Linked DNA regions of Homo sapiens: regions 2 and 3 are each linked to region 1. The links are chromatin loops, found by intact Hi-C in ENCODE. Cell type or tissue: gastrocnemius medialis. All regions are shown on one strand.

Region 1 (8,000 bases):
CAGAAATCATACAATTAAAACAAAAATAAATGGTAGAGTTCCAAGTAAGCTTCAGTAATTCAGAGTCCTTAAGGAAACTTCTAGGACTGTGTATGTTGGCAGAAGAGCAAGAACAGTTTTATCTAAAGCATGAGGTTGTAGCTGTTGGGTTATTGTGCTCTACAGAGACAGGAAGGAAGAACGAAAGAGCAGGATGAAATTCACTAACCTTAGACAATAATTTCCTTAAGAAAATAAAAGACAATTCTCACATGACATTTAAATACTTCCTTATGCTCACTTGTATAATACACAACTCCTTCCTTACAAAATGTTCCCTGACGCACAATGAGGGAAGGGAGAAGAAGGCAAAAAAAGCATTTTTAGAATCTCTGTTATAATCTGCATAAGTGTTTTACATAAACTGTCACATTTCAACTTCATAAAAACCCTTGGAGGTTGGGAAGGTGGGGAAATCGAGGCTCAGAGAAGCCATGTGATTACATGAGGTTCAAAACCAGCCCAGGGCCAGTGAGGCTGTAATCTCAAGGTTATACGTTCTTTTTAAAAACAATGCAATGGTTCAGGAAAAAAGAAAAATAGGGTTCTCAACTCTAAAAGTTATGAATGGTTAAGATCATAGGATTATGGAAACTGCAGTGCTATCCTTGAGTGTAGGCACTGGTCATGACCAACACCTGGCACCGCATGAATGGCTGACATCGGACCTCATAACAAGCATCTACAACCAGAAGCCAGGGGATGATGAAAACGGCGTGGTCTTACTTTCAGGCAGGCAGCTGGTTTATCACTTGTTTGTTCTGGACAGAAGAGATTACAGTGACAGAGTAATGGGCAAAACACCTTGTAACACTGCACACTCGGTCTGTGTCCAAGAACAGACTGCAGAACAAAACGGCTTCAATACGTTTTACTACCAATGGCTCTCTCCTAACTAACTTTAATGGCCCCAAGAGTTCAGGACCCTAAGCTGGGATCTACATAATAGGCTCTAGGTCAATTAGCCTGAAGTACCTCGTATAATCTAATCTCTCCTAAAGTACTGAAAGTCTCAAGGTTGCAGAACCACCAGAAGATCTGGAATTCTCTCTACAAAACAGCTAACTGTAGATCTAGGAAAAAAAATGAAATAAAGTAAATGTTCATGGATAACATTCCAATGCCAAAAATAAATAATATTAAATACCATATGCTAGGCACTGAATTAAGCATATATACGCATGCACCCATGTGCATGGGTGTATACATAAGTAATGTTCTACAGATGATGGACCTGAGACTCAGGCTGGGATTTGAAACATAACACCTCCCACTTTAAACATATGTAAGGTGATATGTGTCAATAATTATAAACCATATACTCTTTGACCAAGCAATCCTGTTCCTAGGAAATAGACTAACAAAATAGGTAACATCTATGTAATAATGCAAGTACAATGATGTTCATCCCAGTGTGGTTAACGATTTCTAAATTGGCAACAATCTAGTATTTATCAAGAAAAAATTGATTCTTAATTATAGTCATTCTTGCAGAATTTCATGCAGCCATTTGATTACGCTAATCTATGTTTGTTGACATAAAAAGATGTCCAAAGGTATATCTTAAATGAAATTGCAGGTAGATTGCAGGACAATAAATATGGCATGATTCCAACTTTGTTTTCTGGAGAAATGACTCTTTGAGCTGAAACTGAGGTCTGCTCAGGATGAGAAGAGCTGACACTTCCAGGGGGAAGAGCAACATGGACAAGGGCTATGGGCAAGTGGACAATAGAGAACTGAGGGTGGAGAATGCAAGACAAGGCTGAAGAGCGAAGAAGGGACTAGACCATGCGAAGCACTGGAACCCCGGTTAAAGATTTTAGTTTTTGCCCAAGAAGAACAAGAAGCCACTGAACAGTCTCCATGTCACAGACAAGGCACTGGGGAGCTCAGCTGCCACTCAAGGTTACCCCATGAGTGGGTCGTAGAGCCAGGGCTGGCTGGAGTCTATCTCAAGAGCCAAAGCTTGGTCTTAACCTTCAAGCATAGATTTTTATGGTCCCAGCTTCCTGACCAAGAGCTACTCCTGAGCCTTTCTCTCCTTCATCTGCCTCTCACAGCTTTCCACAAAGTCACAGAGAAAGCCCACCCCTCACCCAAAACAACTTCAACTGGCCTTTTCAATCTGGGTTAAATTAAAGGCTACTGTTTGCATTTCCCAGCTCTATGATTGCTGTGAAAGTTGTACAAGGGCGCCTTAATTTTGTATATGTCTATATGTGAAGAACAAAATTAAAAGTCATTAGACACTCTTCTAAATCGGTATTTGAATGTGTCAGAAGTAATTCAATGGAAAGCTTAGAAAATTCTATATCAAAGTGCAACCTTAATCGAGTCCCTTGAATTTTAATTTGTTTTAGAACTACTGGATTTCAAAGTAAAAAAATATATTTTTAAAAACAAGGTATTTCTGGCCTTTTAAAATAAATAGAGCCCTGAATCTTTGTTAAGTCAATCAAGTTTGATTAGCCTAAAACAAGCAGACTCCCGACCCCCAACAATGATGTCTCAAACATATGTACCACACCCCCTGCTGGCCTCTCCACATTCCCTGTGATTGAATGACCACAACCTAAGAGGCCAGGGCAGAGGGGCAAACATTTGCCTTCCTCCCACAGATGATAGAACCCTTCCTTTCCCCGTGATGCATAAAAGTGCCATTACTTTCCATTTCCTTCACCTTCCCTACTCCAAAACATCTTACTCATTTTAAAGACTTGCAGGATCATGATATAAAAAGTTTAAATTATTTCTCCTAAGTGAGGAAATAAGTAAAAGGTAATCCAAAAGTGGAGCGTACTAAAACCTAATTTAAAGCTATTTTTGGAATATCTTCCTAATTAAATGCAGCTTCAGGTAACAGGAAAACGTATGTGCATCCTGGCTCAGAGAAGAAAATGACAATAGTCAATATATGCTGAGTGGTAGGGACTACATTTTTGTTGTCAAATAATACAAAGTGCATAATTCACAATTATTACCTAATAATATCTAACCATTCCATTCTATGATCATGTGGCAAAGGTGAATCAAGTTAATGGCTCACTCAAGACTCTCAACAAGTTGGTGCTAACAAAGTTGATTTTAAATTTAGGTTCGGCTAAACCCTGAGTCCCAGACTTCAAATACAAGAATACAGCACCAGCTGAAAAATATCTTAACTATTCTTCTTTAAAACTAAAAGCAGATTTCCTCTACCTCCCCTTGCACTCTCACACCAGCTCCCATGAAGACGATCCTCATCACCATCTTGCTTGCTAAACTTCAATTTGAAAAATAGTTACTAATTGACCAAAATACTATGTTGGGTACTGAGAACACAGAGATAAAAGGACACCATCCATGCTCCACAAGAATTGATAGTAGGCTACAGAAGGTAAAACTAGCAGAAAGTAAGCTATAAATGACACCAAGTGCAACAACATATTTAAGCTCAAGGTAAGGAGTAGTACAGAGAACAGACTGATGAACCTCCTGGGGTGCTGGGAGGGTAGTATCAGAAAGCTTCACAGAAAAGATGCTAGGCTGGGAGAGATACAAGTGTAGGGAGAGGCCTTCATGGTGCATGTGGGGATTTCAGGAGTGTACTGGTAGAAAAGTACAATTACCAAACACATCTAATTTGGTAAAGATGTGTTGAAGGCCGAGGTGGCCCGTGGCTGAGAGAAAGCCTGGAGACATAGACCATGGGACCCTGGAGTGATCCCTTACCTCCAAGTGATGTGCACCTCATCTTATAAGTGGCGGGAACTTGTATCTTATCCTATTAATGACAAGAAGCCATTGAGTTTTCAATCAGGGAGAAAAGACAGTACAACTATAGTAGAGTTTTGACAAGATCAAAAGGGCATTTACTGACAATATTTTATATTAGTTTTTCCGCAACTCTAGCCAAATTATTTTCCTTTCGGAAGAAAGGAAAGAAATGGTACACTAGGATTAGAGGGAGCTGAGAGGCTGAATAAAGGCCACCTACCGTAGGGAAGGTCAGCACCTAGTAGGTTACCAGGATGCTCGGGGAGCACTGCATGGACAGATGGAGGAGGAGGAGGAGGCAGTCGGGAGCTTCTCTCAGCAAGTAACACGCCACTTCAGTTCCAGAAAAGCTAGCTCATGCACGCAAGCTTTTGGGAAAAGTTAGCAAATTTCCCAAAGGCAAAAAGGAAGCACATAATATGTTTGAAGACTATCCAGACCTCACAAATCTAACTGGATGTGATTTCCAGTAACAATTAGTTTTCTACAAACTAAATTTGTAGAAACAGTATCTCTTACAATAATTTCAGAGTATGTGTCATTATTTCTAAATATCCAAAACTGGACCTCCAAGTCTGTGAAAGTTTACACAGCTCACTGTCTTTCAAGATCAATCTAAAAATAAAGACATTCTCCCTAAATGGGGATCAGCAAATTACAATTTCCAGAGTGGATCCTCTCAGCTCCCAGTCAAAGGCAACCAGAAAGGAGTCACTTTCCCAGAACATATGCTTTCAAAAAAAAAAAAAAAAAAAAACAACAACTCAATTCACCAAATGAATTGAAAGTAACTCTGTAAGATGCTTTTCCCCCTTGCTCTTTCCTCTACCCTCACCTCTGCCTAATTCACCCCCAGTGCGAACACCAGTCAAGCCACAGACACAGAGCAAAAGGAAAAAATCTACGGCTGCAAGGCTTTTTACAGACTGGTAAGCAATTCCTGTCCAGATTCTTAGTCAATGAACTGTTCTAATAGCACCCCCTAGTGACCAAAAGCTCTTTTCTGACCAAAGGAACTCTCAGTTCTCAAATAACTAAAAAGCAAAGAATTTAAAATAAAAAAGCAGTGAAAACACCAATGAGCTCACACTCTGTGAACGCCTGTCCCTGTAACAGCCCCAGTGAAATCAGTAACTTTAACCTCTCTGGCCTACTGTTCTCTCAGCTCTAAAATAGGAAAAATAATATCCTCAACCACCCTTGCCCTCCTCCCTGTGAGCATGTGAGTTCCTCAATGAGATTTATTCCCAAGGCACATGGTCGGTTTTAAGCGAGAGGATGGGAAAAGGAAACACAAAGTGGAGAGAGGACATGTGCACTCAGGCCGATGTGGATCACTGGGAGTATTTTATATTAAACCCATAATATGCACGGTAACTGCGGAAGTGGGTCCACTTCTCCTTCACTGTTATTATTGTACATGTTGACTCTCTTCTACCCGTATTTACCAAGCTCTAAGGAGAACTGCAGAAACCAAAGAATTTTCTAAAAATAGCTTGAGACCACAAAATACTGGAAGCTCTCCAATCCCATCTTCAAAATTGAGATGTTTGTTTCTGACACGAATTATGTAAAATGCAAATGGTAGATTGCTTTGATTTGCTAATAGAAAATATAACTTAAAAATAGTAATAGTGAAAAGTCGTTAAACCATCACCCTTCAATCTCCTGCCCAGTAAAGTAGCACCCTAATTGACTAAGGTGTCTCTTGTTCATGGCTCAGTAGGGACCTAACACCCCTTTGATCCCTCAACTCCAAGTCTGAGGCCTTCGACAAAGCCAAAACTTTTGCTCAGTTAGCTTTCCACAATGGCACAGACTTAAAACCCATTGCTGCCCTCTACTGGGAAAACTTGGAACAAAACTAACATCATTCCATCAAGCATTTGAAATCACTCTCTCTTCTCTGCTTTAATGATAATGCATAACCTTCGATATTTTATAAGTTAATTATAAGATTCCAGGAGGGGAAAAAAGCAATTCTGTAGAAACTCAGGGTAATTTTCCCTCTTTATCGACTAAAAGAAGAAACTAAATGGTAACAAACTGGGATACTGGCTTTGGACTGTTAGGACATGATGATGCAGTTGGCCTTGGTTAAGGCTCGACCTCCTTAGGCCTTAATTTTCAGGCCTGTACACAGAAGCATGGAAAACTAGGAGATATTTGTGGTTCTCAATTTTAAAATCCTGTAACCCTTTAGGGATAGCTTAACTCACTTTTAATAGATGGTTTTTCCTTTTCTGTTGGTATTTCAAAATATTTATAGCTTTTTAAAAATCATTCTTAATAGTCTAATGTATCTTATCCTCTGGCCTAACCTATTTAACATATCTTATACTCAGAACTTTACTGATTGTTGTATGGCTGCAGTAATTGAGATAAATGTGACGTAAGCATCTAGCAGGATGCATAAAGGTGCACAATAAATATCGTTTTTCTCTCTTCCCCCTTCACATGTCCCCCATCTACCAGCTTCATGACCTTTCCCGTAGCTGTAGCACAGATGCTATGCCCACATACCAAAGCGCTTATTCTCTATTACTCTTTGAGTTTTGCATGTCTTGTGACGTTTGTGCGTTCTTCACAGAAAGGTGAGTTTCACTGTCTGTGCTATGTCCTTGTATCATGTGCACCTGAGTGCCCACTACTGGTAGCAGTGGTTGTAATGGAAACAGCTGTTCTAGCAGCAGCAGAAATGGGAACAGCAGCAGGGGTGCCCACAGCTGTGGCAGCAATCATAAATGTTACAAAAACAATCTGGACTATAATAACTATAGTAATAAAAGCAATATATGTGATTATTAAAAAATTTTGCTATAACCTGTGCCACTTATTATTTTGTCCCAACCACTATTATATTATGTATTACCTAATTTAGTCCTCCCAAACATAGCTATTATTACCATTACCACTTCATGAGTGAGAAGCTGAGCTTCTGACGGTATCTAACAACTGTTGATGCTAACCAAACTCTCACTAGCCATCTCTCTCCCCAACATAATCTCCAAAGCCTTTTTGTCACCTCCTTCCCTCTACACTTGCTAGAACCCTGGCAAACTTCCCAGATTCCTGCAATGATGCCTGCAGCATCTCCTAGTGCCTGTAGCATCTCCTAGTGCCTGTGAATAGCACAGACATCCTCCTCACACAATTTAAATGGTGGCCGACTCACTCTGAGAATGACAAATACGCTCCCATTTTCCTGTGTACACCACTTAACTCTGCCTACCTTCTCCATCTATATTTCCTTCCTGTCCTCTCCGTTCTCTTCTTCTTCATTCTGAGGTATGATTTGGTGGAAAGAGCATAGATTGAGAATAAGAACTGGAGTTCACTCCTGCTTATTTGGCCATGTGACTTTGGGCAGGTCCTTTTCACCTCTCACATTTCCATCTGTAAAGTGTGACAGTAACACCTGCTCTACCTGTCTTCAAGAACAATTGTTTGGGACAAATATGGAAGCATAAATGAAAGTGATCTGAAAGCTGTGAAAGAATATTGGCTGTGTTTGTATTTAATTCTCACTACTCTTAGGCTCTTCACACATACACGCCCCTTCTCAGGGCAGGGAGGGTTTACTGTAGTGAAAGAAAGCCCTGGTTCTCACCCACTGCCAGCACCTTGATGGATCGGAAAAGAAAACATGAAGACAGGTGAATAGGCAATGGCAATGAACTAACTACTGTAATTATTTTCCTTCTTTCTGTAGGCATCCATAGGCTTTTCCTCCATTTCACCCAAATTAACGGCAATGCAGAAACAACCTTCAATACCCATCTGCACCCCACCCCACCTACAGGACACTCTCTTCACTCCTGATTTCACTACATACTTCTAAAATGTCCAGTCTTCCGTAGCCACAATAATCATTCTCCTTATTTACATGACAATCACACTGCCACTGCTGACTGAGCACCTGCTATGTGTCAAACACGGCACCAGACATCCTGCACAGATCATCTCTCATCCTCACAGCAACACAATGTAAGTATTGTCAGCTCTGCCTTACAGGTTAGGCTCAGAGAGATTAGGCAGCTCACCCAACAAAAGATACAGATATAGCTCTTGCTGTTTCCAGACCAGGCATAGAGACTGGGGCAGCAGGTGCACCTCCACTTCCTGCCTAAATCTGCTAGCAAAGTGGTTTGTATTGTTTTGGTTTTTGTAAAATTTTTATTTTCGTTTCAGGGGCACATGTG
Region 2 (8,000 bases), 830 kb before region 1:
CTGTATGAACTTCACAGACTTGCATGACTTGGCATCAGTAAAAGCTAATGATGATTCGTGCTATTAGCTTCCATAGCTCCAGTCCCTAGGAACTCAGCTTTGACCTTTTATTAGCAGTTTTCTCCCGAGGCAAGTAGGATTATTCTCTAGGCTCACTTCCTAATCACCCTAGAACACCTGGAGAATTTGTTAAAAGCCAGACTGAGTGAGGGTCTGGGACGCTAAAAGAAAGTGAAGATTCAGTCTAAGGGAAGAACGCTCTTGCCTGTGTAATCTGGACAACAATCCTGGGATACCATAGAAAATAAAATTACTGTTAGAATTCAACTTATGTAAAGTTAAAATAGTCATAATTGCAAAAATTCATGTTAAATATTATAGTTTGGTTTCAACTTTTAGCATCATTTCTCCCTGCTCTTCCCCACAAAACCCCATGTAACATTTATACATTCATTTTTCCTTGACCAAACATTTATTGAGCTCTTATCACTATGCTAGACACTTAAATAGCATTCTGTTATGGTAATACAGGAGTCATTAATTTTTTAAAATTAATTTTATAGTGTCCTATGCTTTAAGTGGCTTCAGAACCTAGTATTGACTAATGAAGCCATAGAGAATGCTTTACAAATAACTTGAAAACTCTGCTCCTTTTCTCCTTCCTTACTCCTTCTTGCCTCTCACTTCTTCCTTACTCCCCCTTCCCCGACACACACACACACACACACACACACACACAAGCATATGCCTTCCTTCTACTTTTCCATGTCATGCTGCACCAATGTCATATGTAGCTGCTGTTAAGTAATCACAGCTTAAAGAAAAAAAAATTCATTATTAATAGACGTTGGATTTTCTTACTCAAGCAAATGACCAAATTTTAAATTATAAAAATTGAAAATGGAATCTAATGAGGTAAAGAGGTATCTTTTCCGCAATTTTGGTAATGACTTGATTTCTATAACATTATAAACAAACACTCAAATGAAGGATTGCATATCTTTAAACATGCTTTTGTTTTAAACATAACAGTAATAAAGACTGTCAATAATTTAAGACTTTATGAAACTATGTCAATTCAAGTTTTTTATACAGCCTTCTGCATAAATCATGACTCTACCTCCATTTTAAAATATTGAACGTAAAGAAACGTAACTCTTTTCTAATGTAAATATCCCACTTGAATTATCCTTTCCCCATTCTGCGTGGATCAAATGGTTGTCACCCTAATCGCCCTACCACAATTCTTTTTAAAGGAAACCAAAGATCTTCTCACCCATTCTCACCATCTCTTGTCAATACTTACAGTCAAGAGTTGATTTTCAGATCAAATTTCGCCCCCGCTCCAAAATAAACACTATCCTTACTTTTTCTTAATTATAAATGATCTTCTAGGCTTGTTGCCCTACTATACTCTTTCCTTCAAAATATTTTACATTATCTTAGTTTCAATGATTTCCTCTTTATTGATAACTCTCAAATCTCAGTAGCAAAGAGTATGTTGTGGTGGTAAGAGTACAGGGCTAGGAATTTGAACACTTGCCTGTTTGGAGTCCTGTTTCCTACAAAATTTTGATGAATGATTTTCTTCTTTTACTTATATTTGTGTGTGTGTGTGTGTGTGTGTGTGAGATGTGTGTGTACACACAGGTCCTGGTATAAAGAATATTTTTAAAAATGCTAGTTATGATTAACTTAGTAGAATCTAATCTATTCTGTTAGTTTTCATTCTTGTCTTCTCGTTTTGATTTTGCTTCAATCTTTCAATGCAAAGAAAACCTAATGTAGCAATCTTATAATATGAGCACAAATATTTATTTTATAGAAGTTTTATAGTTTTTAAATATGATAATTGAGGTGTTCTGTATTTGAAATTATCTAACAAGTTATATTATTTAGGGAAATAGGCTTTATTTCAGGTGTAATTTACATCCAATAATAAAACATAAAAGTCTGCCCTTCATTTAAATTAAGATGCCAACCATTAAACTTGCATATTTTAATAATATTGGAAGTGGCATAGTGAAGGAACTAAAGGAAAAACATTCTAAGCTGGGCAACATCAACAAATAAAGTGTAACTGATAGTCAATTTATCCTAAAATTGGTAAAGGAACTCTTTGAAACTTAATATGTTCATCTTTAGAAATAGATATTACATATCCATAATGAACAGTGCCATTGTAAGAATTAAACTAATTCACATTTGAGAGAGGGTAGTATTTATCATTAAATTCCAATTCTTCACCTTTTAAGAAGGGCTTTTCTGCAAGAGTCCATTGTGGCTTGTAGTTTCAATTATAAGTTAATCCTCATCTCTAAGAAAGGCAGCTATAGGTTTTATTTTGTTTTTAATCTCTACTTTACATATAAGGAATACTGGGAAAGTTTAAGTGACCGACCTATGATTACTCACCCAGACATAACCAGAGCTGGAACTAGACCAATTTCTCTCACTTCCTATTTAATTTTCTGCCTGCTAGATGTAACTTTTGTCATAATGGATCCCAATGAAGTATTCAGTTCCTATTCCTAATAAATATAGATTTTCCACATCAATTAATATGAAGTTATTTTACATACTTTCAGGATTAGGTCAATCATTATTGACCATTATTGCTGGTACTGACCAAGCCAATTTCTGTCACTATTAACAAGTGGAATGAATTCTCTCATTGCACAAGGAGAAAAACAGACATATCCGTAGGCCAAAAAAAGTTATTAAATTTTCTTATTAAACAGTCATATAATTAAGTAACACTGGACTTTCTGTCCAATATATCCCATGAAATTCATAATAATGCATGAAAACCTACTTAACATGCAATCTTTTCAGATACTTTAAAAATTTTGTCTTGGTTTTTCATCTTTACTGATTTTAAATATTTCATGGTTTTCACCATTAGTACGTTGTTAATTATGAAGTGTTTTTTCTCAGAGCTGCTTATACAGCATTAGTGATATGGTAGCAATAGTGATATGAGATATTAGTGTTATATCTGTATGCAGACTGTTGATTTTCTTTAGCTTTTTTGCTTCTGTAGGATAGTCATTTAATTGTCTTAATCTCTAAAAACACGGTACATAGGACCCATGTATTTTCAAGGATAACTGTTGCAAAATATTGAATAACATGGAAAGATGATATAAAATACTGGAAAATAGCATAATTGGCAGGGCATGGGAGAATGGTTAGAAAAATCATATTGATACTTGTGCAAGCACATTTCTGCAAGTTTCCACATAGCTTACAACATTCTAAAGTCAAAATTAGCTTTTAATGGAAAATCATTCAAAACTTACCTTTTATCAGGCATATTTCTAAACTGTCATTGCATTTTAATTTTGATTTTGAGATTTAAGTTTTAAGATTTCTACATTTTGCAAATATCAGCTCCTCCCCATGAATAAAATATATTTTTGAATAAATATATTTTTCTTTCTCTCCCAGATTTCAGCTTCACTCTTTTATTCCTTTATTATTCATTTTTCCCCTTTATTACCTCATATAGTCAATTAGGGTGCTGATTTTATGTCATTGCACAATAATAAAGAACTACATATACAATTTCTGAAAACAAAACAACAACAAAAACCCCTCTCTAGATTAAAAATCTAGTGTGGTGTGGTCCATATTCTCTGTTTTTAGCCTTTAAAAAAATGAACTTATCTATTAGCACAGCCAGTTCTTTTAAGAAGAGATCATCTGGCTCCCAAACTACATTGGTCAAATTACTGAAGGGGAGGAAGGCATAAGAGAATTGGAAAAAACAGTGATGATATGCACATAATTTCTATAGTACTAAAAGATGGCAATACACATCTATTTTGCAATCAAATTTTCCTCATAATGCTAATAAAATTTAGACAGGGTTTGTTTTGGTGATCACAGGATATATGGAGTTTTTAAAGAGTAAGGTAAGTGAAGAAAAGGGTGATTATTATTGCAAACAAAAAGGATCCCTTAAAAATACAATTAGCAAGAAGAGCTTCAGCATCATAGCTAAGACACATTGAATTCCAGCAATTTGTCAACTATGTAGCTGATATACACACTTGATTTTTGACCCTCACAACAACGTTGTGAGGTGGGTATGACTATTTATCAGAGGGTCACTTTGGGAAGGTCCCAAGCTTATTACAACCTTCATGTACAACTTTTTTTTTTTTTTTTACTAGAACATTGTAATATAAACTTATTGGTAGAACTCTGAGCCATTCAGACATATTTGTACTAAAGAAACTAAAAATGTTCCATAAGGGAAGATCATTACAATTTAGGGGAGAGTGGTGCAGAAAAACATTTTGTGGCTTTTGTTTTCTTTTTCTTTTATTGCTAAATAACATTACTTCGCTAGTGTTTGAGTCAAACACACATTAAAAAAAACTATTAGAACATTCAGACTTGATTATCCAAAGAAAAAGGAAAAAAAGGAAGCCAACCAATTAGGGTGGCTGCTTAAATTATCTTTCCCCATTCTCAAGGTTTTTTGTTTGTTTGTTTGTTGCGTTTGGGGTGGGGAGGTGAGGGGCGTTTATTTGGAGGGAAGACGGGGAAGGTCCACTCTGCCTACAACTCCGACATTTCTCCGTGTGCCTCTTTGCTAGCTGGGGACACTTCGTGGCTGATTACTATGAGGAGTGGTTCGAAGCCTAAGAAGTAGTACTCTTTTCAGCTGCCAAAGGGAGAAGGACGGGGGCGCTGTCTGGTGACTGTTCGCGTGATTCCTTCAAGGCGGCGACCACCTCCTGGGATTCGCTCTCCAGCCGCGCCGTTCGTACTCGGGTCCCGCGACCCCTCCCCGCTCCCCCCTCGCCCCAGCGATGCCAAGACGCTGAACCGCAGGGACGAGGCTCTGGGGACAAAGTCACCCCGCGGCGCCCTTTCCTGCCAAGCCGCGGGCTCCTGGCGGTCAGAAAGCGCCCCAGGCCCACCCCTGCGGGCCCGGCTTTCCCTCCTCACCTAAGGCTCCGGGGCCACGAGTCCCCCATCCTGCGCCCCTCCCGCGCCTCCCCCATCCCAAACCCCAGCAGCGTCGCTGCCTCTCCCGGAAACAAGCCCGCTGAGCAAAGGCGGAGGAAAACCTTGGGCCTTCCGCTCTGATTGGTCTCCCCCCGCCGAGCGGGGCGAGGCAGCGATTGGCTGCCGGGCGTTGTCAGTCGCCGAGGCCAGAGCCATCGCCGGGGAAGCGCAGCCGGGCTCGGGTGCTTCGGCTGCCGCCGCGGCTGCTCGGCTAGTGCAGCTGGGCGAGCTCGCGCGGGCGCCGCCGCCGCCTCTGCTGCTGCCCACCCCGCCGCGCCGCCGGCGCTGCCGGTCTTGCAGGCGGCCGCCGGGGAGGGGCGGCCGAGAGAGCGGAGCACGAGGAGGCGGGGGCGGCAGAGAAGTGATGCTGGCGCCGGGGATCGGGGCAGCGGCAGCGGAGCAGCAGCATCTTCGGGACCCTGGCTGCAGCGTCCCTGTGGCCCGCGCGCCAGCCCAGCGGCCGGAGACCACGCGCCCCGCGGGTAAGGTTCTGTCCGGCAGCGCCCGCGACGCCCCCGGGACGGCTGGCGTGGTCTTTGGGGGTTACGAGGCGCGTGGTGGCCGGGGCATCCCGACGAAGGTGTTGGGACCCGGACTGCGTGTCCCGACGCTGGGCTGTGCTACTGCCCGCGCCCGTGCGGCTCCAGCTGGTGCGTTCTCCCTTCCGCGCTCACAGACTTTGACAGCGCGGGGATGGCATTGTGTGAGTGTGGATGTGGATGCGTGTGTGCGCGCGCGCGGCTTGGGGCACTTTGCAGCGAGAACAGTGGGTCCCCTCTGCGTGGCCCGACGTCCTTCAAGGACCCAAGCTGGGCTGGAGTGAGTAGGATGCTGTTGGCTCGGCGGGAGGTAGAACGCACGGAGCGCACGGGAAAGTCCACCGTGGCTCGTAAAGAGCCGAGCAAATTGAACTTTATTGCGGTGATTAAAAGGAGCTGTGGACCTGGCGCGCCAGGGGAGAGGCGCGTTCCACGAGGCTCCCCAAAGTCCCACTTTGCCCCGGGGACTTCGGAGGGGAAGGGAAGAGAGGGAAAAGTAACTGTTGGTCCACATTGCTGAAGAAAAGGAGGAAAGAGAAGTTGGGGGTGGGGGTGGGGGTGGAGGTTACTCTTGGGGGAGTGGCGACTTTTAGGTGTCTGAAGCCCCGCGTGGGAGGCTTGCTACACTTTTCTGGAGCGCAGACTTGAGGATGGAGAGTCCCACTCTGAGGTACTGGTAGCGGCTCCTCCTGCCTGGTGGCGGCGTAGGGCGCAGCGGGACAGCTTGGTGGAGGCAGAGCGGGGCTCCGACGCCCGACGGCCCGGCGTCCAGGTGGGGCCACTGCCTCCCCAGGCCGCTTTGGCCCGCTGACCTCCCAGGTTGAGACCCGGCCTGGTGCGCCTCTGGCAGCTGCCAAATGCCTGGCGGCTCCGCTTTCCGACAAAGTTCAGGCCCGCTGGGGTCTGGTCCATCAGACCTAGGACACGTTAACCACGCAGAGTAACCAGGTTAGGGTACCCAGCTGCCTCCAGAGCGTTTTTGTTTCATATTAGATTATCTTATTTGATAAAGCTGTTGAGAGTTCCACCCGTGCTGCAAAGCCTTCCGCAGAAGGCGAATTCTTTGCGCTGCTGCAAATGGATGGTGCTACTGGGCCAGATCCGAATCTCCGTAGTTCAGTGCAGTGGGTTCTCCATCCCTGCTCAGGACGCACAAACTTACTCTTGGCGATTGTTTTCTATGTGGCTCCTTGTCTCCGTGGGAGTATCTGCTTAGGAAAGTTCTTGAAATACCTCAATACTAAGGAGCTCTCCCCACTGTCTCAGATGGGGCGAGGCTCCGGTACTTGACTGGCGTTGGGGTTGCAGCAGGGAATGGAGGTGGAACATCAGCTCCCTGCCTGCCAGCTTTGGTAAAACAAAAATTGGCTCAATACAGGGAGGCGGATCTTGAACTGGGGACAGCATTTTTCTTGTTATGTAGCTCCGTAATCTCTTTCACTAGAGGGATCTTTTGTCCCAAAACAAAACAAATCACAACACAACAAAAATACCCAAAACCAAACCGCAGAAACCACTTTGATTGGGCTCATTTCTGATTTGGTAAACCAGAGAAAATGAAAGTAAGGCACGTAATAGAAATGCTATAGAAAATCAGGAGGGAGCTGTCCAAATATGTCAGGCATTTTTCGATAGTTATTTTTCATTGTAAAGATTCTATTTTCTCCCAATTTAACAACTAAGTTATTTTAAAGCAGATGAATAACTTACGATAAACTAGTAGTGATGTTAGTTTTGGGTCCAAGGATGGTCTCATGGTTTTCATCACTTAATTGTTGTGCTGTAAATGGATTTTTTTATTATGATTTTAGTCACACATACTGCATTTGGACTAGTAAAAAATTGGTGCTAAGTATTTTCTTCTTAGCATTCATCATGTCTGGCTTAAAAGTGTGGTTTTCTGATATGATTAAAGAAAGTATATAGTTTGTGGTGGTTGTTCTATACAAAATTTACCTGCTTCCAGGTGATTAATATTGCAATATTTTAGTTATTGAAACCTTCAGGACTTTGTTAAGGTTACTAAAACAGGCTAAGCAGTTTATGTTAGTTTTGTGTTTCTTTTATGCAATACTATGTGCTGGTAAAACTTTTTGTTTTCCTCATAGGTTAATATGGGGGAAATAGGATTAAAGTGTGTTATACTTATTAATTAACAATTTTAAAATAAACTTCAATTAAAACTAAGCTATCAGTAACAGCCAGTACTAAAAATGGAACTTCTAAGGAAAATTTTAACGACTTGGCTAAGAAAGTGCTTTTTCACCTTGACATCAAGTAACATTTTATATATCCACTGCATTATGTATTGGAGTAAGCCACAAGTCTTAAAATGGAATTAAGAGCCTTTGTGCTCATTTTAAGGTTGTGTGTGTACGTGTGTGTGTGTGTGTGTGTGTGTGTGTGTGTGTATGGAACTTTTACTTGGAGGAAATCTTT
Region 3 (8,000 bases), 990 kb before region 1:
CGGGAAATACAGTGTTGGCGAGCTGGGAAACCCGTGAATATGGAAAGCTGACTTCATATCTACACATTCCACAGGGCTCACTATGAGACTTGAACGTGTATGGGTTTTGGTATCCGGGGCGGTCCTGGAGCCAATCCCCCCTTGGATATTGAGAGGCAACTGTATGATCTGTTTTTCACACAGCTGACAGATATATGTATCTAAAGCACAAATCTAATCCCGCCACCCCCACTTAATTCACTTGCAAGAGTTCTTGTTACCTACAGAATCAAATTCAGGAAGCTTTCTCTGACCACATCTCCCCAGAATCCTCCATCTGTAGTGTCCAGGACACCTACATTTCTTTATTATCACACTCTTTTTTGTTACAATACTCACTTGATGTATCTTTCCCTGCCATTACACTATGAGCTTCTTGAGGACCCAACTTGCATCTTAATCATTTTTGTAGTTATGGTGCCTAAAACATTTCTTGAGATAGATTAATTATTCAAAAATATTTTGAATGAGTGAAAGATGAGTATAGAATATAATGATTGAAGGGGCTTCCTGGAGGAGACTGCACTGAGTTAGGTCATGAGGGAAGAAATATTTTTAATACATAGTGGGAGAAGGTACAGTCTTCCAGGAAAGGACTTCTGAAAAAATAAAAATAAAAGTTCAAAGACCAGATGGGACAGTAACACAGCAGAATTCATACAAGGTTTCTTCTCTGGTCTTTTATATTTTGGTAATTTTCCTTTATTTTTGCTCTTCTCTTTATGTCTGTGTAAAACTTCTTTATGCTTCTATTAATATTTTTATTTCTCTAAAGGTAAGAACCCACTGAGTCTGGGAGTGTACACGAGCTAGCTCAGCATTTTAAATGTAGACAAATCTAAATATTTTCTTTTTATCATTTTATATTTTCCTGGGGACCTCTTCACTCACGGATCCACACTGAGAGGAAAATATATAAAGCAGTAGGGCAACCTGCTTTCTTTTCAAATGCCTGGTAAGATGTTCTTATTATTTTAGGGGACTCTACAGCTCCATGTCTCTTGTGAAATAGACATTGGGTTGTATTAAAGACTTGGCATTTTTCATTCTCACATCTTAAAAAATATTTTATCTTCTAAGATTATAATTATACATATGTTAAAGCAATAAATATATATAAGTAAGAAAGAAAAATTATCCTGTAATCCCAGCACTTTGGGAGGCCGAGGCAAGTGGATCACCTGAGGTTGGGAGTTCGAGAACAGCCTGAACAACATGGAGAAACCCTGTCTCTACTGAAAATATAAAATTAGGCAGGCGTGGTGGCGCATGCCTGTAATCCCAGCTACTCAGGAAGCTGAGGCAGGAGAATCACTTGAACCTGGGAGGCAGAGATTGTGGTGAGCTGAGATCGCGCCATTGCACTCCAGCCTGAGCAAGAGTGAAAAACTCAGTCTCAAAAAAAAAAAAAAAAGAAAAGAAAAGAAAAATTATCTTGCTCTCTTTCAAGTTTGTTTCCCTTATTTTCAATTGCTTTCCTCGTTTTGAAGAGTCATAAAACTAGTAAAGATAATAGACCTCACTGAGAGATTTTACTTATTTACATATTATTTAAGCGAGAGACTCCACCAGTACCTCTGGAACTGCCTCTCCATAATCAGCAATGACTTCTCTACCCTCCACCTCTTCTCCAAATACTTCTGTCACCTTCTTGCTTTAACAGAAACATGGCCCTCCCCTGAAATCACCAGTGTCCCTGAATTGTCTCCATGTACCTGGAGACCATTCTTCCTAATCACTCCTCTCCTACTTTTTCTTTAAAAAAAACCCCTGCTCATCTGAGACTCATTCAGTCAGCTGCACCTTCCCCACCAACCACCAACCATCATGACTGTTATTTATTAAATTCAATGGTTTCCCTCGTTTACAAGGACATTGATACACAACTTACAGCTTTTCTCTGCCTTCAAGTCCTTCCATTTTCCTGGGACACCATCATGGCCTCTGAGTTCCTAGGTTTCCTCCTATTTAATAACTTTCCCCCTACCCTAGCTTTCATTTTTTGGTCACCGCTGGATCCTAACAAGTTACCCTACTCCCTACAAACTAAAGCAAACATCTCAGTGGCCCCAGTCACCACTCTTTACAATTTGCTTTGCCAAGTATTCACACTAAAAGGGTTCTTTAGTTTCACCAAGATCTCCAGTCTGCTGACCCTTTATCTGTCTTCCAGTTTACCCTTTCTTTTCTTTCTTTCCTTTTAATCCAACTTACATTGCACAGTGTATCATTTCAATCGCTCTCTTAGATCTCTTGGTGGCGACCTAAATTTCCTGTACCTGGTCTCTCCCTGCCCTAACCCCACTCTGCAATAGAAATTTTATTTATATTTTTCCTCACAAAACCGCTCCCTGGCTGAAGTCAGCTATATACTTTCTCATTGCCCAAACTAGAACTATGGAGAGTTTTCTGAATTCGTAAGTAACTATGTAACTTAACAGGCCCTATTGGTAGCCCTGCAGAGTTAATATTACCAACTTCAAATGGGCCCCCAGTGCTGCACTGCCACAGTCATCTTTAGTCATCTCTCTTCCTCCATTCCCCCCATCAATTAAGGTAAACTTTCTTCATTCTCTTCAGATACCCCTATGTTCATTAGACTTTGCATCATAACAGAGAAAATAGACAACTTCTGCCTGGGTTCTTATCTTCAAGCTACCAAGCTTGCAAATCACTTATATCTACATTAATTTGACCCTCCTTCCCCTCAGTGAGAACAGGAACGCTTTCTGTTATGCTACCTTCGGGCTATATTTCTACCCATGCTTTGGGTTCCATCCTCTTGCCCTTCTCAGGAATTTTCCTTCACTGATTGTTATTGCTCTCTTCTATATAGTCAGCACCTCTATCTCATTAAATAATTTGAGTTAGCTTTTCAACATATGCAAAACTCTTCCTTTAAAACAAACAAAACACATCTCTCTCAAGTTACTGCTCTATTCCTCCCATCCACATTAACATTGAAATGTTCAGTAAGTGAGCTCCATTCACCATCTCCCAGTCACTCTCTCACCCACTTCAAATTGCCTTCCAACCTTTGTACTTCCAAGGAAGCAATTTTGCTCAACTGTTGACATCCATGTTGCTCAACTCAAAAGATATATTTAAGTCCTTTTCAAATTAATACTTTCAATACAAGTTCAATATTGTCAAAGATGTTCTTTCCTTCTGATTTTTCTCCTCTGCCATCCATTTAATGTTGGCATTTTTCAAGGCTTGGTTCTGGACTCACTCTCCATCACACTTTATATACTCTCCCCCTAAGCAAGTTCATTCAAGCCTGTTGTTTCAATTACCACGGAAGGCAGATGACTTAAATTAGTTGTTCAGTTTGGACCTCTCCTCTAAGCTCCAGGGCTACACATCCAACTGCCTTTTGGACATCTTGCTACCCAACTCATGATCTATCATCTCCCTCAAACCAGCTTTTATCTGATATTTTGACATCATTTAATAGCTTCACAATCCATTTTGTTGTGCATGCCATAGAGAAAAATTAAATTCTCTCCCATTCTCACTCCCTCTCTCTCTCATTCTCTCTCTCCCCTCCTCTCTCTATCCTTCTCAAACTTCCGATTCAATCCATGACCAAGCTTTGAAAGTTGTATCTCCTAAATGGCTTTCAACTTGGTTCACTTCTGGCCATCTCCATCATCATTCTTTCTTTAAGATCATCATCACTTGCCTGCAGTACTGCTATACTAACTGCTCTTTCCACATGTATTGTAACCTTCTACTCTAACCCAGTCTGGAGTAGTGGCTCTTTACCAGCAGTGACTTTGCTCCCCACATGAGATTTTGCAATGTGCGAACACACTTTTAATAGTTATGACTCCAGAGCTAGGGACAAATGCTCCTGGCATCTAGTGGGTAGAGACCAGGAAGGCTGCCAAACATCCTACCTGCACAGAATAAGGCTCTAATAACAAAGAATTATCTGGTTCAAAATATTAACAGTGACAAGATTTAGAAATCCTGTTCTGGAGTTAGACTGCGCTTTTCACATGGCAGACCTGATTATGTCATGTGTGCATGTGTATACACACACACACACACACACACACACACACACACACACTTAAAAACATTCAATAACTTCCCATTGAGCTAAGACAAAGCAAATATGGTGCTGCAGGCCTTTGTGATCTGCTCCCGGCCTGCCTCTGCAGGCCATCCAGCACCACGTGTTTCCTTTCAGCCTCCCTGCTCCCACCTACTCTATCCTCTGTCCTCCCTCCCAGTCCAGGACATTTGCACATATTGTCTTCACCTGGAAAGCTCTTCACGTAGTTAAGCCCCATTCATTCTTCAAATATCAGCTGAAGGTCGTTTCCCTGGGAGAGCCCTATACAGGGCTCTCTCTCACTGAGTTAATTCCCCCATTAAGACACTCAGCATTAGAGTTGCATGTTTAATACTGACTCCTGGGCTTCGTTACTATTTGCCTCCTTCTCTAGACTGGAAGCCACAAAAGGTGAAAAACATTTCTTTATTTTATTTTAAATAAAATTATACCACCAGTAGTTGGTTGTTGAACATTAGGTGTTCAATGACTAAATCTCTTCCAAGAACATTTGAGAAAACTTAGTCCTAGAAATGGCAAGTGACTTAATCAAGGCCACAAAGCTTATTAGTAGCCAAGGGAGGGCTTGAATCCAACTTTCTTATTGTGAAATGCTGCATTTGTTCCTTCTAAAGTGGTATTGTACGCATTTGTTTAAGCTTCTAGATTTTTACTCAAAGTAAATCTTTTGTGGAAGCACAGTGTATAAAACAGATTACGAGAGATTAAAGCAGATCACTGCTTTGATTGGAGACAGCTCAATTCAGCCTCATCCAAGAAGCTCTTTTACATCTCTACACAGCTGCCTCCTTACCCCTTGCCAGGCCCTGAAGAGCTTGCCTCAGAATGACTTTGATGTGATGACTAGGGCTTGAAAATAAGTCCACTACATTCACATGTAGATTGTTCCTTACTGCCTCCGTACAAGATGCACTCTTGATACTTGTGAATTCCAAAATGAGAATACCAATATAGTATAAGTTAATGTCATCACCAGCTGAAATTTAATCAAATCACATTTCCATGTAGGTATATGAAACAGAAATTATTCCTTAATATCATCAGTCTGAGTCCATGGACCATGTTCAGTATTCCACCTTTTACCAAAACATAAATTTTCCTAACAAAAATCACAACTTTGTAGGGATCTGCACCTTCTATTTATCTCATCTTGTTTTTGCCAATGCTAGCAGTTGGATTAAATTGCTGAAACAAAACAAGCAAACATACTGCGTTCATGTCATAGCAGTCACCTTCCAGGACAGTGGAGAGGACACCAGAATGAACTGAGATAAGGATGTTATACTCGTGCCACATGTAATGGCATGTCTGACACTGTGTCTCAACAGCATGATACCTCACTACAAGTTATGAACATATGGATTTTTTGTAATAGTTGGAAACACATGTTAAAGGGAATGCCCTGAAAAAAATGACAAGTTCTTTTTCTCTATTTTTCTCCTGCAATTGTTTTTAGCTTCAGTTAAAGTTCACTCTAATGAAGACAGCATACATCATATATTTTGGGAGTATCCAAAGATGATATGATTACCAGATAACAATATTTCTAGTGATTTTATATATATGTGTATATATGTGTATATACACACATTTGTAATAAATGTATGTACACACATATACATAGTGAATATATTCATATATATGAATATATATTCATGTATATTCATGTGTATATGTATATTATATATTTGTGTGAATATATATCTTCACATATACTTATGTACATGTGATATATGTATATATATATTTACGTGTGTGTATATATCTTCATATATACTTGTTATGTACATGTGATGTATGTATATATATATTTACATGTGTGTATATATTATATATAAATTGAAAAGCTTTTCTTTTCTAACCATAGCAAAGACATAGAAAATGTATCTACTCTAAGAATGTTTCGAAGCTTTTAGCTGTCTCTCAAACTTGACTCACTCATGTCTGTGTACTTAAGAGGTAACAAAAGTGAAAAACAATTACTGACATCATTATCTGAATGGCTGCTTAGAGAAATACAATAGTGCCTTCTTATCCATGGGGGTCATGTTACAAGGCCCTTAGTGGATGCCTAAAACCACATATAGTACCGAACCCTACATATACTCTGTCTTTTCCTAAATATATGTATACCTATAATAAAGTTTAACTTTTAAATTCAGCACAGTAAGAGATTCACAACAATAACTCATAATAAAATAGACTAACTAAAACACTATGCTGTAATAAAAGTTAAATAAGAGTGATTTGACCACAAGCACTGCAATACTACGATAGTCCATCTGATAACCAAGACAGCTTCTAAGTGAATCACGGTGGGTAGTATGGACAAACAAACTGATGATTCACGTCCTGGGCAGATGGAGTGATCCTCAGATCAGCATGCAATTTAAAATTTATGAATGGTTTATTTCTGGAATTTTTCATTTCATATTGTGGACCGCAGGTAAATAAAACTGCAGAAACCAAACCTACAGTTACAGGGAAGACTACTGTGTGACCTCCTGTATGAAAATCTTTAACTTATGTGTAGCTGTTGAAAACATTTTCAACATATTACTTGACATATTTAAAACTAGACTTTTGCTTCTTGAACTGTCTTGAGTCATTTACTTACTTTTTGCAATGTTTTTATTCAAAATATTTAGTCTACTTGGCTGGTTTGTTTTATTTGATTACATTACTTGGCCTATACAATAAGGAATCTGTATATTCCTTATTGGCCTATACAATAAGGAATGCTAGACTTTCTATGTTGGAAATATCCTTTATATTTCCTTTCTTTGGGAATCTTTTATCTCTTCACCTTTAAATTACTATCTGAAGAAGTAATTTCATAATCTTTATGAATCGAAAAACTGTATTCAATGTATGCTGGCTGAATGGGCTTGTAATTTGGGAACTCTATAATTGCTAAGGTTATCATTACAGGGTGAACATGACATTAAACTCATTTCCTTCTGTCTTCAGCATATAATGTTTTTACATTGCCATTTTTTGAAAGTCCCTCATCAACATTTCTCAGGCCTAGAAAGTTGCATCCATTAACATATATTATGTTGTATTGTGACCCTTATTTCCACTCTCTCTCTTTTATGAGAGAAAAAAACACACACACATGAAAGGAAGGCTAATTCAGAAGTGGAACCAGTGGCAGAAAAGTAAACTAAGCGTTCAGATATATGTTTGCAGTTCTTGGCAAAGTTATCAACATTTTACCTGAAGCATATTGAAAACATCCCTCATGACAGAAATCCCTCCCTCTTTCATTTCTGCCTTCTAACCCCCCTAAAAAACACATCTGTTTCCTACTGATAGCTTTTAACATACAACCCTTTAATGTCTTGTAACAGGAAGTGGAAATTGAGCGAAGTTTGTGCTCGCCAGCTTTTAAGAGTCACCCTGGGAGCCAGCTGGAGGATTCTGTGAAAGATTCAGACAAGAAAGGCAAGGAAACATCTTTTGACAAGATGTCACCTGAAAGTGGTCACAGCCGCATCTTTGAAGGTTAGCATAACATTTTGATATGCTTTCTTGACATCATACCTTGTACAACATGAGTGGTTAATAAATAAAATATATGAGGGGTTTGTTTAAAAATTAGTAAGGAAAATAATGACTGCATATAGTTTAGGAAATACAATTTAGGAAAAATAGAGGTGTTTATAAATGCTTCTATCCTTATTATATTTTAATTAGATTTTTAAAACTAAATAGAATATATTTTAATTGACTATAAACCAGTACAACAAGCATTTTCAGTATTAGAGGTTTGAAACAATGCACTTGACCATAATCTGACTTTAACTTTTGTGAAAATAAAAGGAAAACATACTTGTCTTTCTGTCTGTGGGTAACAAAAGAATAAACTAGGAGT

The links. A loop is a pair of places that touch in the nucleus more often than their neighbours do. Peaks named below come from ENCODE experiments on the same cell type or tissue, not always from the same donor. Only the 100,000 strongest peaks of a DNase experiment are listed, where the experiment ranks them.
Region 2: it touches region 1 in a loop (5-fold over the local background); 13 of 110 quality-filtered maps call a loop at or near these places.
Region 3: it touches region 1 in a loop (6-fold over the local background); 7 of 110 quality-filtered maps call a loop at or near these places.

Annotation. Positions count from the first base shown.
Region 1 is chr2:168,114,069-168,122,068 of GRCh38, forward strand. All of the region lies in intron 10 of STK39 (serine/threonine kinase 39), which reads right to left. Among named protein-coding and RNA genes, the nearest start is that of STK39, 130 kb to the right of the region's middle. RefSeq lists an enhancer at 2,294-2,833. In gastrocnemius medialis, CTCF peaks have their summits at 4,790 (motif pointing left), 5,668 (motif pointing left) and 5,868; a DNase peak (open chromatin) is centred at 713; H3K27ac peaks cover 2,513 bases.
Region 2 is chr2:167,287,831-167,295,830 of GRCh38, forward strand. It overlaps B3GALT1 (beta-1,3-galactosyltransferase 1), which reads left to right and starts at 5,171. Exons shown (of 5, transcript NM_020981.4): 1 at 5,171-5,504. RefSeq lists enhancers at 4,437-5,050, 6,279-6,891 and a silencer at 5,286-5,335. In gastrocnemius medialis, CTCF peaks have their summits at 4,788 and 4,988; DNase peaks (open chromatin) are centred at 4,711 and 5,131; H3K4me3 peaks cover 3,182 bases; H3K27ac peaks cover 774 bases; H3K27me3 peaks cover 2,305 bases.
Region 3 is chr2:167,128,433-167,136,432 of GRCh38, forward strand. XIRP2 (xin actin binding repeat containing 2) reads left to right here. Exons shown (of 11, transcript NM_152381.6): 3 at 7,477-7,630. The region is part of intron 1 of XIRP2-AS1 (XIRP2 antisense RNA 1); the gene reads right to left. Among named protein-coding and RNA genes, the nearest start is that of XIRP2-AS1, 8.5 kb to the right of the region's middle. In gastrocnemius medialis, no CTCF peak of the experiment used is centred here; no DNase peak of the experiment used is centred here; H3K27ac peaks cover 1,819 bases.